Regions from separate parts of the Homo sapiens genome. Here region 2 is linked to region 1. Evidence: read pairs that join two places in POLR2A ChIA-PET (ENCODE). Cell type or tissue: GM12878. All regions are shown on one strand. Links, peaks and the distances in the headings refer to the core of each region. The heading gives the core; the rest is flanking DNA.

Evidence for each region. ChIA-PET counts read pairs that join two places held together with the same protein. Peaks named below come from ENCODE experiments on the same cell type or tissue, not always from the same donor. Only the 100,000 strongest peaks of a DNase experiment are listed, where the experiment ranks them.
Region 2: POLR2A ChIA-PET joins it to region 1 with 7 read pairs; 8 of 35 experiments call an interaction of 5 or more read pairs at or near these places.

The regions. Positions count from the first base shown.
Region 1 is chr3:196,442,135-196,447,507 of GRCh38, forward strand. No RefSeq gene overlaps it. Among named protein-coding and RNA genes, the nearest start is that of UBXN7, 12 kb to the left of the region's middle. In GM12878, for the core only: a CTCF peak has its summit at 3,442 (motif pointing left); no DNase peak of the experiment used is centred there; H3K27ac peaks cover 1,270 bases.
Region 2 is chr3:196,355,212-196,360,584 of GRCh38, forward strand. It overlaps UBXN7 (UBX domain protein 7), which reads right to left. Exons shown (of 11, transcript NM_015562.2): 11 at 1-1,635. The coding sequence ends at 1,474. Among named protein-coding and RNA genes, the nearest start is that of TM4SF19-DYNLT2B, 19 kb to the left of the region's middle. In GM12878, for the core only: no CTCF peak of the experiment used is centred there; a DNase peak (open chromatin) is centred at 2,927.

The DNA of each region.
Region 1 (5,373 bases), core at 104-5,103:
CTCGCTGTGTCGCCCAGGCTTGAGTGCAATGGCACAATCTCGGCTCACTGCAACCTCCGTCTCCCGGGTTCAAGCATGTTCTCCTGCCTCAGCCTCCCAAGTAGCTGAGATTACAGGCATGCGCCACCACTCCCGGCTAATTTTTGTATTTTTAGTACAGATGGGGTTTCTCCATGTTAATCAGGCTGGTCTTGAACTCCTGAGCTCAGGTGATCCACCCACCTCGGCCTCCCAAAGTGCTGGGATTACAGGCGTGAGCCACCATGCCTGGCCTGGCCTGTGATTCTTAAATGTCAATTTGGGGAAGATATCTGGCAACCATCACTTTAACCAAGTGATCCAACTTAACATTAATGAGTGGGACAACCTGATAATTTTGATGTGATGCGTTAGGAAATGTTCAGTATCACCTATGACATATTCTTGGCAAAACTGTACCAATCAAGCCTCTAGGCCTAATTTCCAGACTACAAAAAGTATAGGAAGATCAAGATACAAGTTAAAGGAGGCCATGAGGAAGCACTCAGGCAAATCTAGACTATGGGCATTCATAAGATAACTGTCCTGGTCTCTTCAAAAAGTGAACGTCAGCCGGGCTCGGTGGCTTACGCCTGTCCATCCAGCACTTTGGGAGGCCGAGGCAAGCGGATCACCTGAGGTCAGGAGTTCGAGACCAGCCTGACCAACACGGCGAAACACCATCACTACCAAAAATACAAAAATTAGCCTGGCATGGAGGGAGGCGCCTGTAATCCCAGCCACTGGGGAGGCTGAGGCAGGAGAATCACCTGAACCCAGGAGGCAGAGGCTGCAGTGAGCCAAGATCGTGCCACTGCACTCCAGCCTGGGCCACAGACCAAGACTCAGTCTCAAAAAAAAAAAAAATTAATTTAATTTAATTTAAAAGGCCAGGCACGGTGGCTCACACCTGTAATCCCAGCACCTTGGGAGGCCAAGGTGGGAGGATCACTGGAGGTCAGGAGTTGGAGACCAGCCTGGCCAAGAGAGGGAAACAGGGGAACTGTTATGAATGAAAAGAGAGTAAAGACATTACAGGAAGATGCAAAGCTTTGATTGAATCCTGGTCATTAAAAGCAATCTTCCTGCCTCGGCCTCCCAAAGTGCTGGAATTATGGGCATGAGCCACAGCTCAACTGAATTTCTCCCAAGGGCCAGGTGCCGTGGCTCATACTTGTAATAGCGCTTTGGGAGGCTGAGGTGGAAGGATCACTTAAACCCAGGAGTTTGAGAGCAGCAACATAACAAGACTCTATCTCTACAAAATTAATTAATTAATTAATTAAAAATTAGCTGGGCATGGTGGCACAGGCAGCTTGCTCGGAGGGCTTAGATGGGAGGACTCTAACCACCCAGCAGGTTCACCTTGCCCACTGCCTAGATAGAGCTGATTTACCAAGACAGGAAAATTTAAACAAAGAAACAGCGATTCACAGCCGGCTGCATGGGAGACCAGAGTGTTGTGTTTTATTGTGTTTTGTTTTGTTTTGTTTGAGACGGAGTCTCACTCTGTTGCCCAGGCTGGAGTGCAGGGACACAATCTCGGCTCACTGCAACCTCTGCCTCCAGAGTTCAAGCGATTATCCTGCCTCGGCTGCCCTCGTAACTGGGATAACAGTCGAGCGCCACCACGCCCAGCTAATTTTTTATATTTTTGGTAGAGACGGGGTTTCACCATATTAGCCAGGATGGTCTCGATCTCCTGACCTCAAGATCCGCCCACCTCGGCCTCCCAAAGTGCTGGGATTACAGGCGTGAGCCACCACGCCCGGCCTGGGACGGGAGATTTATTACTACTCAAATCAGTTTCCCCTAGCACTTAGAGATTTTTAGGATAATTTGGTTGGGGGTTGGGGGTTGGGGGGCAGTGAGTCAGGAGTGCTGATTGATTGGTTCGGAGATGAAGATGTAAGAAGTGGGAGCTGTCTTCTTGTGCTGAGTCAGTTCCTGGGTCGGGGCCAGAAGATCAGATGAGCCAGTTTATCCATCTGGGTGGTGCCAGCTGATCCATCAAGTGCAGAGTCTGCAAAGTATCCCAAGCGCTGATCTTAGGTTTTACAATAGTGATGTTATCTCCAGGAGAAATTCAGAGAGGGTCAGAATCTTACAGCCTCCTCGGAGGTTGCAGTGAACCAAGATCAAACTACTGCACTCCAGCCTGGGTGACACAGCAAGACTCCGTCTCAGGAAACAAAAGAAAAAGAAAATGAAAAAAAACCCACAATCTTACAGCTTCCAGCTTCATGGCTCGTAAACTGTAATTTCTATCTTTTGGCTAATTTGTTAGTCCTACAGAAGCAGTCTACTCCCCATGCAAGAAGAGGGTTTGTTTTGGGAAAGGGCTGCTATTGTTTTGGTTTCAAACTATAAACTAAGTTTCTCCCAAAGTTAGTTTGGCCCAGGAATGAACAAGGACAGCTTGGAAAAGTTTTGACAAAGGAAGGAAGGAAAAAAGGGAGGGAGAGAGGGAGGGAGGGAAGGAGGAAGGAAGGAAAGAAGGGAGCGAGGGAAGGAAGGAAGGAAGGAAGGAAGGAAGGAAGGAAGGAAGGAAGGAAGGAAGATGGAGTCGGTTAGGTCAGATCTCTTTTACTGTCTCAGTTATAGTCTTGCAATGGTAGTTTCATGATCACTTGAGCCCAGAAGGTCCAGCCTGCAGTGAGCTGTGATTGAGCCACTACACTCAGCCTGGGCTATACAGAGTGAGACCCTGTGTCACTAGCAATGATAATGATAATAATAACTTTTAAAAGTTTAAAAAGAAATAAATTTAATTTACCCTTAAACTTGAAAGCAAGGATGATAACAGTCCCTCCCTAAAACTAATCCCCTCCTTGCTCAAGGACCAAAAACTGCCTTTGTGGAACCAATAAAAGGCCACAAGATTAGGATTGTGGGAGGGGCCTGAACTCTGCTAAAATGTAAGCGTAGTTTATTTTTCTTTTCTTTCTTCTTTTTTGAGACTGAGTTTTGCTCTTGTTGCCCAGGCTGGAATGCAGTGGTGCAATCTCAACTTACCGCAACCTCCGCCTCCCGGGTTCAAGCAATTCTCCTGCCTCGGCCTCCGAAGCAGATGGGATTACAGACGCCTGCCACCATGCCCAGCTAATTTTTGTATTTTTAGTAGAGACAGAGTTTCACCGTATTGGCCAGGCTGGTCTCAAACTCCTGAACTCAGGTAATCTACCTGCCTCCACCTCCCAAAGTGCTAGGATTACAGGCGTGAGCCACCACGCCCAGCCTGTAAGTGTAGTTTCTATAATCCCTTTCTACTCAGGAATCATGTGGCCAGAAGCCACAAAACAGGTGTAGTTTCTCCATCCCCAGTTGCTTCTATAGATATTGTCACTATTGCAGAACCTACGATTACTTTTTTGAGATTTTTCTTTGGACTGACCACCTGGGCTTGGGACTCATGACTGTGGCCCCACCTAGAGGTGAACTCAGCACACATGGACTGTTTTCCACACCCCTCTCTCTTTTTTTTTTTTTTTTTTTGAGATGGAGTTTCGTTCTTGTCACCCAGGCTGGAGTGCAATGGCATGATCTCGGCTTATTGCAACCTCCGCCTCCCGGGTTCAAGCGATTCTCCTGCCTCAGCCTCCCAAGCAGCTGGGATTACAGGCATGTGCCACCACGCTCGGCTAATTTTGTATTTTTAGTAGCGACGGGTTTCACCATGTTGGCCAGGCTGGTCTCGAACTCCTGACCTCAGGTGATCCGCCCGCCTTGGCCTCCCGAAGTGCTGGGATTACAGGCGTGAGCCACCATGCCCTGCCACACCCCTATAATTTTATATCCAACCAATCAGCAGCACTCATTTTCTAGCCCCTTGCCCACCAAATTGTCCGCAAAAACCCTAACCTTCAAGCCTTGGGAGAGACTAATTTGAGTAGTAACTCCGTCTCAAATGTGGTTGGCGTCACATTAATTAAACTCTTTTTTTATGGCAATACCATGGTCTCAGTGAACTGGTTTTGTCTGTGCAGTGGGCAGGAAGAATCCATCAGGCAATCAAAATTTCTACTTTTTTTTTTTTTTTTTTTTTTTGAGACAGAGTCTCGCTCCGTCACCCAGACTGGAGTGCAATGGTGAGATCTCGGCTCACTGCAACCTCCGCCTCCCGGGGTCAAGCAAGTCTCTTGCCTCAGCCTCCTGAGTAGCTGAGATTACAGGCATGCACCACCACGCCTGGCTAATTTTTGTATTTTTAGTAGAGATGGGCTTCACCATGTTGGTCAGGCTGGTCTCAAACTCCTGACCTCAGGTGATCTGCCCTCCTCGGCCTCCCAAAGTGCTGGGATTACAGGCTGAGCCACCGCACCCAGCCCACATAATTTTGTAAAAAAAAATAATAATAATAAGCAGCTCAGAGTAAAAAAGAAAATGCCTAAGTACACACACAAAATCCAAGTACCATGTATTAGAAGCAGTATGAACAACAGATAGAGTGAACAGACTTGCAAATAGTTCAATACTGGAATTTCAGACATTGATTTATATAATAAGTATGTGGCCAGGTGAGGTGGCTCATGCCTGTAATCCCAGCACTTTGGGAGGCTGAGGCGGGAAAATCACCTGACGTCAGAAAATTGAGACCAGCCTGGCCAACATGGTGAAACCCTCGCTCTACTAAAAACACAAAAATTAGCCAGGTGTGGTGGTGCATACCTGTAATTCCAGCTACTTGGGAGGCTGAGGCAGGAGAATTGCTTGAACCCAGGAGGCAGAGGTTGCAGTGAGCCGAGATCATGCCACTGCACTCCAGCCTGGGCGACAGAGTGAGACTCCATTTCAAAAAAAATAAAATAAAATAAAATAATAAAATAAAATATGTTTATCATGGGTGAAGAAATTGTAATCCCAGCCTGAACAATATAGCAAAACCCTGTCTGTACAAACAAATAAAATAAAATCAGCTGGGTGTGGTAGCATACGTCTGTAGTCCCATCTACTTGACGGGCAGCTGGGTGTGGTAGTGTATGTCTGTAGTCCCAACTACTTGACAGGCTGAGATGGGAGGATTGCTTGAGGCCAAGAACTTGAGGCTGCAGTGAACTATGACCGCATCACCGCACTCCAGCCTGGGTGGCAGTGAGACCCTAGGAAAAGAAAAAAAAAAAGCACCACTGCGTTCCAGTCTGGGTGACAGAGCGAGATGCGAGACTCAAAAAAAAAAGTGTAAGAATTTGTTGAGGTCTAAGATGGGACATTTCTCCAGAGGGAATTTACATTTGCTCCTGCCTGGCATTGATGGGCACTACCACACCAGTAGCAACTAACTCAACTCATCATTTGAAGCTTTCTGAACCACACACGCAATATGAATTTGGGCTGCAAATCAACATGTAAGAACTG
Region 2 (5,373 bases), core at 59-5,058, 87 kb before region 1:
AGGTCCATTTAATATTTTTCATTTTACAAGTTAAAAGTTCTAGTTTTGCCACCAGAATCACGACTACCCCCCCTTCAGAGGACTCCATTTAAGCTCAAAATACGAAATGAGCATAGGGTGAAGTTGATGTGTAAATGGTATTCTACAGATTCAAGATGGCCTCTTCTAAAAACACTGAAGAAAGCTTTCACCAACTCTAATTTGATTTTGGGTTTTGTTGGCAGAAAAAGCCCAAGACATCTGAAAATTACTAGTAACCTCCGCCATCCTCCTTACTAAATGTTGTCTTCTGAATGGAGTTGAAAGGTCTTCCCCTTAGAGAGGCTTTCCGTTTTGATACCTTTTGAAAGAAAACAGCATGCGGACTCATGTTCAATTCAGTCACCAGAGCCTTTTAGAGACTATTCCAACCAGGGGCAAAAAATGAACCATTATTTCTAACCAAAAGAACATGGTTAGCAACTCTCAGCTGAATGGTTTTCTTTTTCCCCAGGGACATACCTAAGTATGCCTGAAACAACACAGGACAATCAATAACCATAGTGGTTACAATTCCAAGCCATTGTACTACATGATTATTGACCAGCTGCCTTCCTACAGATCACTGCAGACTCAGACAATGGAGGGCTCCAAAGGAACTAATATGCTGTGCTGGCAAAAATAGCAAGCACCTTCCTATCCCAGTCACCACGATAGGTTCACTTCATGTCCATTCTTGGACTAGCAGGATCAATACAGAGTAATAAGGAAAACTGTCTCAGGTTAGGACAATGAAAGTCACCCCATGCTATATGCTCCATATTTAACACTCATTCTGCCAATAACACATGTCATGGAAATAGTCCTTATAGCTGGGAACATGAAAATCCTTTGAAAAAGGTTTTTAAGTATGATGAGCAATCATTACAAGGGATGCTTTTTCCACGTAAACAAAAGCCTGGATATTTTGTTAAGCGACATTTCCACATGAAGAACACAACAAAACCAAACCCATGTTAGAGAATTTCTTCTCCCTGCTAAACACGGGGACTTACAAAAAAGGGAGGGTTGTTCTTACTCTGAATCTAGCCATTCCTTTGCCCGAAGAGTCTGGGGAGTAACGTTAACATTTGATCCCAAAAAAGTGCCGTGCAAGAGACCACTTACTGGAACACACAATTCCTGCTGCTAGTACTAGGAGAGGTCTTATCCTTACACTTCAGTTTGGTCACCAGATTAGGTAAGAAAGAAAAGTGTGGGGGGAGGGGGAGGCAGAAGGGTACGGAGTGGGGAGCGAGAAAACAGAAGAGGAGAAAGAAACAAAGGGGGAGAAAGAGACTGATTATAGGAGAGATCAAGAAATAAGAGAAGGAAGGTGACTTGCTTGCCCAACTTTGGCTCTGTGGTCCTATGAGCCAAAATGCATACTTAGTGACATGTATCTCACAGGAAAAGGGAAAAAAGGGGTAAGCTGAGAGAGGTCAAGCCATGGTGTTAATTTCTTTCCTGTACAAAGACAGTCTCTTGAGGACAAAGGCCTGCCTCTTGCAATGTAATATCATAGTCCAGATGAGATAATTTCCTTCGAGGAAAGTTGGTGAGAAGTTCAAAACGTTCATTTGGGTATCCTTTAGACTGCACGTGCTTCACCAAAGCCTATAAAAACAAGAGAAAGACAAAGCCATTAGACGGAAAAAGAGGAAAGAGCATATTAGTGAATTAAATAGAAAACATTCTCTTTTTAATCATATTAGATCAGCTATTAAATGTAAGTTCTTCTTTCATATAACCAAAGCTTGCCCTTGGGGAAGGGCCAATATAAACCTTTGGACGGGGAGATAAATCTGACCCCAATTACTTACAGCCATTAAGTGATACTGAAATACACAGTTATTATTTGGCTCCCCAATAAATATACCCAGTCACTATTCATAAAATTAAATTATTGTTCTCATTTTAAAACATTTTATCCGTTTTCCTTTCTCCCTTTTATCAAGGAAGATATGTCCTTCATTCTGCCTACACCCAATCTTGCCACCTGTGCACTGAATCTCTTCTTGCCTTCTCAGAAACTGGACCATTCCCATCTTTTGCAGGTTTCTTCAACATCTCCCTCTCTGCTTCCCATCAAACTTCAACACTGCTTGCATTTCAGTAACACAGTCTTCAAGAATCAGCCTAATTATCTCCAGCCACAGCAAACGGCCAGCAATGCCTGACGCAAGGGATTCATTCACAGGCTAAGCTAAGCTAAGCTAGTCAGACTCAAGATTCTGTTTCCAGCAGTTAAAAACAGAGGGTGTCGGGGCACGGTTGCTCACACCTGTAATCCCTGCACTTTGGGAGGCCAAGGAGGGGGACAGCTTGAGCACAGGAGTTGGAGACCAGCTGGGGCAACATGGCAAAATCCCATCTCATCAAAAAATATGGGCCAGGCATGGTGGCTCACCTGAGGTCAGAAGTTCGAGACCAGTCTGGCCAACATGGTGAAATCCCGTCTCTACTAAAAATACAAAAAAATTAGCTGGGCATGGTGGTGCGCACCTGTAATCCCAACTACTTGGGAGGCTGAGGCAGAATTGCTTGAACCTGGGAGGCTGAGGTTGCAGTGAGCCAAGATCATGCCACCCGCACTCCAGCCTGGGTAACAGAGCCAATCTTCATCTCAAAAAAAGTAAAAATAAAAATAAAAACTAGCCGGGCATGGTGGTGTGTGCCTGTAGTCCCAGCTACCGGGAAGGTCAAGGTGGGAGGAGAATGGCTTAAGCCTGGCAGGCAGAGGTTGCAGTGAGCCAAGGTCGTGCCCCACAGCACTCCAGCCTGGGCAGAGCCAGATCGTGTCTACAAGAAAAGGAAGAAAAAAACAAAAACAACACAAACCAAAAACCACAGAAAGCTCATCAGCTGTGTTAGATGAAAATGCCCGCAGCGTCACCATGATGAACCACGTGCGAGCTGAGGAATAAACAAAAGCCACCAGTATGCAGAGAATGGTGTGAAGCAGAGAATCCCAAGAGAAAACCTACAGGCCCCAGAAGAGAAACATAGAGAAAAACAGACACAGTTCTTAAACACTTTGCAGTTCCAGCTGCTGGAAAACCACTATCCTCTTCAAATAACCCCAGTCGTCCTTTTCCAGAAGTAGTCATTTCAGTTGGGTTTCTATTCCATGCAGGCATGAAACAGAAAAATCTTCACTGGAACATACCTTACGTGGCTTACCTAATTTAATCTGGGAAGGAAATAAACTAATTAGAATTAAGATTCACAACCGGGTGCTCCCACCTGTAATCCCTGCACTTTGGGAGGCTGGGGAAGGAGGATGACTTGAGCTCAGGAGTTCAAGACCAGCCTGGGTAACATAGTGAGAACCCTTCTCTACAAAAAAGAATTTTAAAAAATTAGCTGGGTGTGGTGGCACACACCTGTAGTCCCAGCTACCTGGGAGGTTGAGGTGGGAGGCTCGCTTGAGCCCAGGAGGCAGAGGTTGCAGTGAGCTGAGATTGGGCCACTGCACTCCAGCCTGAGCGACAGAGCGACCCTGTCTCAAAACAACCAACCAACCAACAACAACAAGATGACTCACCACAGTTTGCAGTTAGAGATCAGACTAAACATCTAACACCTCTTTCTTTTTTTTTTTTTTTTTAAACAGAGACAGGGTCTCGCTTTGTTGCCCAGGCTGGTCTCAAACTCCTGGACTCAAGTGATCCTCCCACCTTGGCCTCCCAAAGTGCTGGGATTACAGGAGTGAGCCACTGCACCTGGCCTCCCACACCTATTTCAAAGAATTATCAAGCAAAGCTCACTGAACTTACTCCAATGAATTAGCTTCTCTGCTTCGAGAAAATGCTTCCAACGCCCTGTTTCATTGTGCTTCAAGTTACTGAAGGTCTGCGGCAACCTTGTGTCAAGTGCCTCTATTGGCTCCATTTTTCAAACAGCATGTGCTCACTGCCTGTCTCTGTGTCACCTTTTGGTAATGCTTGCAGTTCATTATTTTATCTATTATAATGAACTGTGAGCAGTTACCTTTGATGTTACTATTCTGCTTTTGGGCACCACAAACCACGCCCACACAAGACCGCAAACTTAATAAAGAAGTATGTTCTGACTGCTCCACCTAATGGGAGTTTTCCCATCTCTCTCCCTCTATTCAGGCCTCCTTATTCCCGGAGACATGACAGTATTGAAAGTAGGCCAATTAATAACCTACCAGTGTAGGCCTCTAAGTACCCAAGTGAAAGGAAGTGTCCATCCTCAAAATCAATCAATTGCTAAAAATGATGAAGCTTAGTGAGAAAGGCACGTGGAAAGCTGAGACAGACACAAAGCTAGGCCTCTGGCACCAAACAGCCAAGCTGTGAATGCAAGGAAAAGTTCTGGAAGGAAATTAAAAGTGCTACTCCAGTGAACACACAAATGATAACAAAGCAAAACAGGCCGGGAGCAGTGGCTCACACCTGCACTTTCAGAGGCTGAGGTGGGTGGATCACCTGAGGTCAGGAGTTCGAGACCAGCCTGGCCAACATGGTGAAACCCCATCTCCACTAAAAATACAAAAGTTAGCTGGGCGTGGTGGTGGGCGCCTGTAATCCCAGCTACTCGGGAGGCTGAGGCAAGGAGAACTGCTTGAACCCGGGAGGCGGAGGTTGCAGTGAGCTGAGATCGCACCATTGTACTCTAGCCTGGGTGACAGAGCAAGACTCTGTCTCAAAAAAAAAAAAAGGAAAGAAAGCAAAACAGCCTTACTGCTGTGCTGCTGAAAAGGAGAAAGTTTTAGTGGTCTGTACAGAAAAATCAAACCAGTCACACATTCCCTTAAGCCAAAGCCTAATCCAAAACAAGGTTCTAACTCTTTTCAATCCTATGAAGGCTAAGGGAGTTAAGGAAGCTACGAAAGAAAAGCTGGAAGCTAGCAGAGGTTGGTTCATGAGGTTGAAGGAAAGAAGCCATCTCCATAACATCAAAGTGCAAGGTGAAGCAGCAAGTGCTGATGCAGAAGGTGCAGAAACTTATCTAGAAGATGTAGTGAAGACAGTTCACGAAGGTAACAACACTAAATAACAGATTTAAGTTTGACAAAACAGCCTTCTATTGGAAGAAGATGCCATCAAGGACTTTCACAGCTAGAGAGAAGTCAGTGGCTGCACTCAAAGGTTCAAAAAGGCTGACTTTCTTGTTAGGGGGTAATGCAGCTGGTGACTTCCAGTTGAAGCCAATGCTCATTTAACATTCCAAAATCCCAGGTCCCTTAAAAATTATGTTAAATCTACTCTGTCTGTGTTCTGTAACTGCAACAACAAAACCTGGAAAGACAGCACATCAATTTACAGCATAACTTACTAAATATTTTAAGCCCACTGTTCAGACCTACTGCTCAGAAAAAAGATT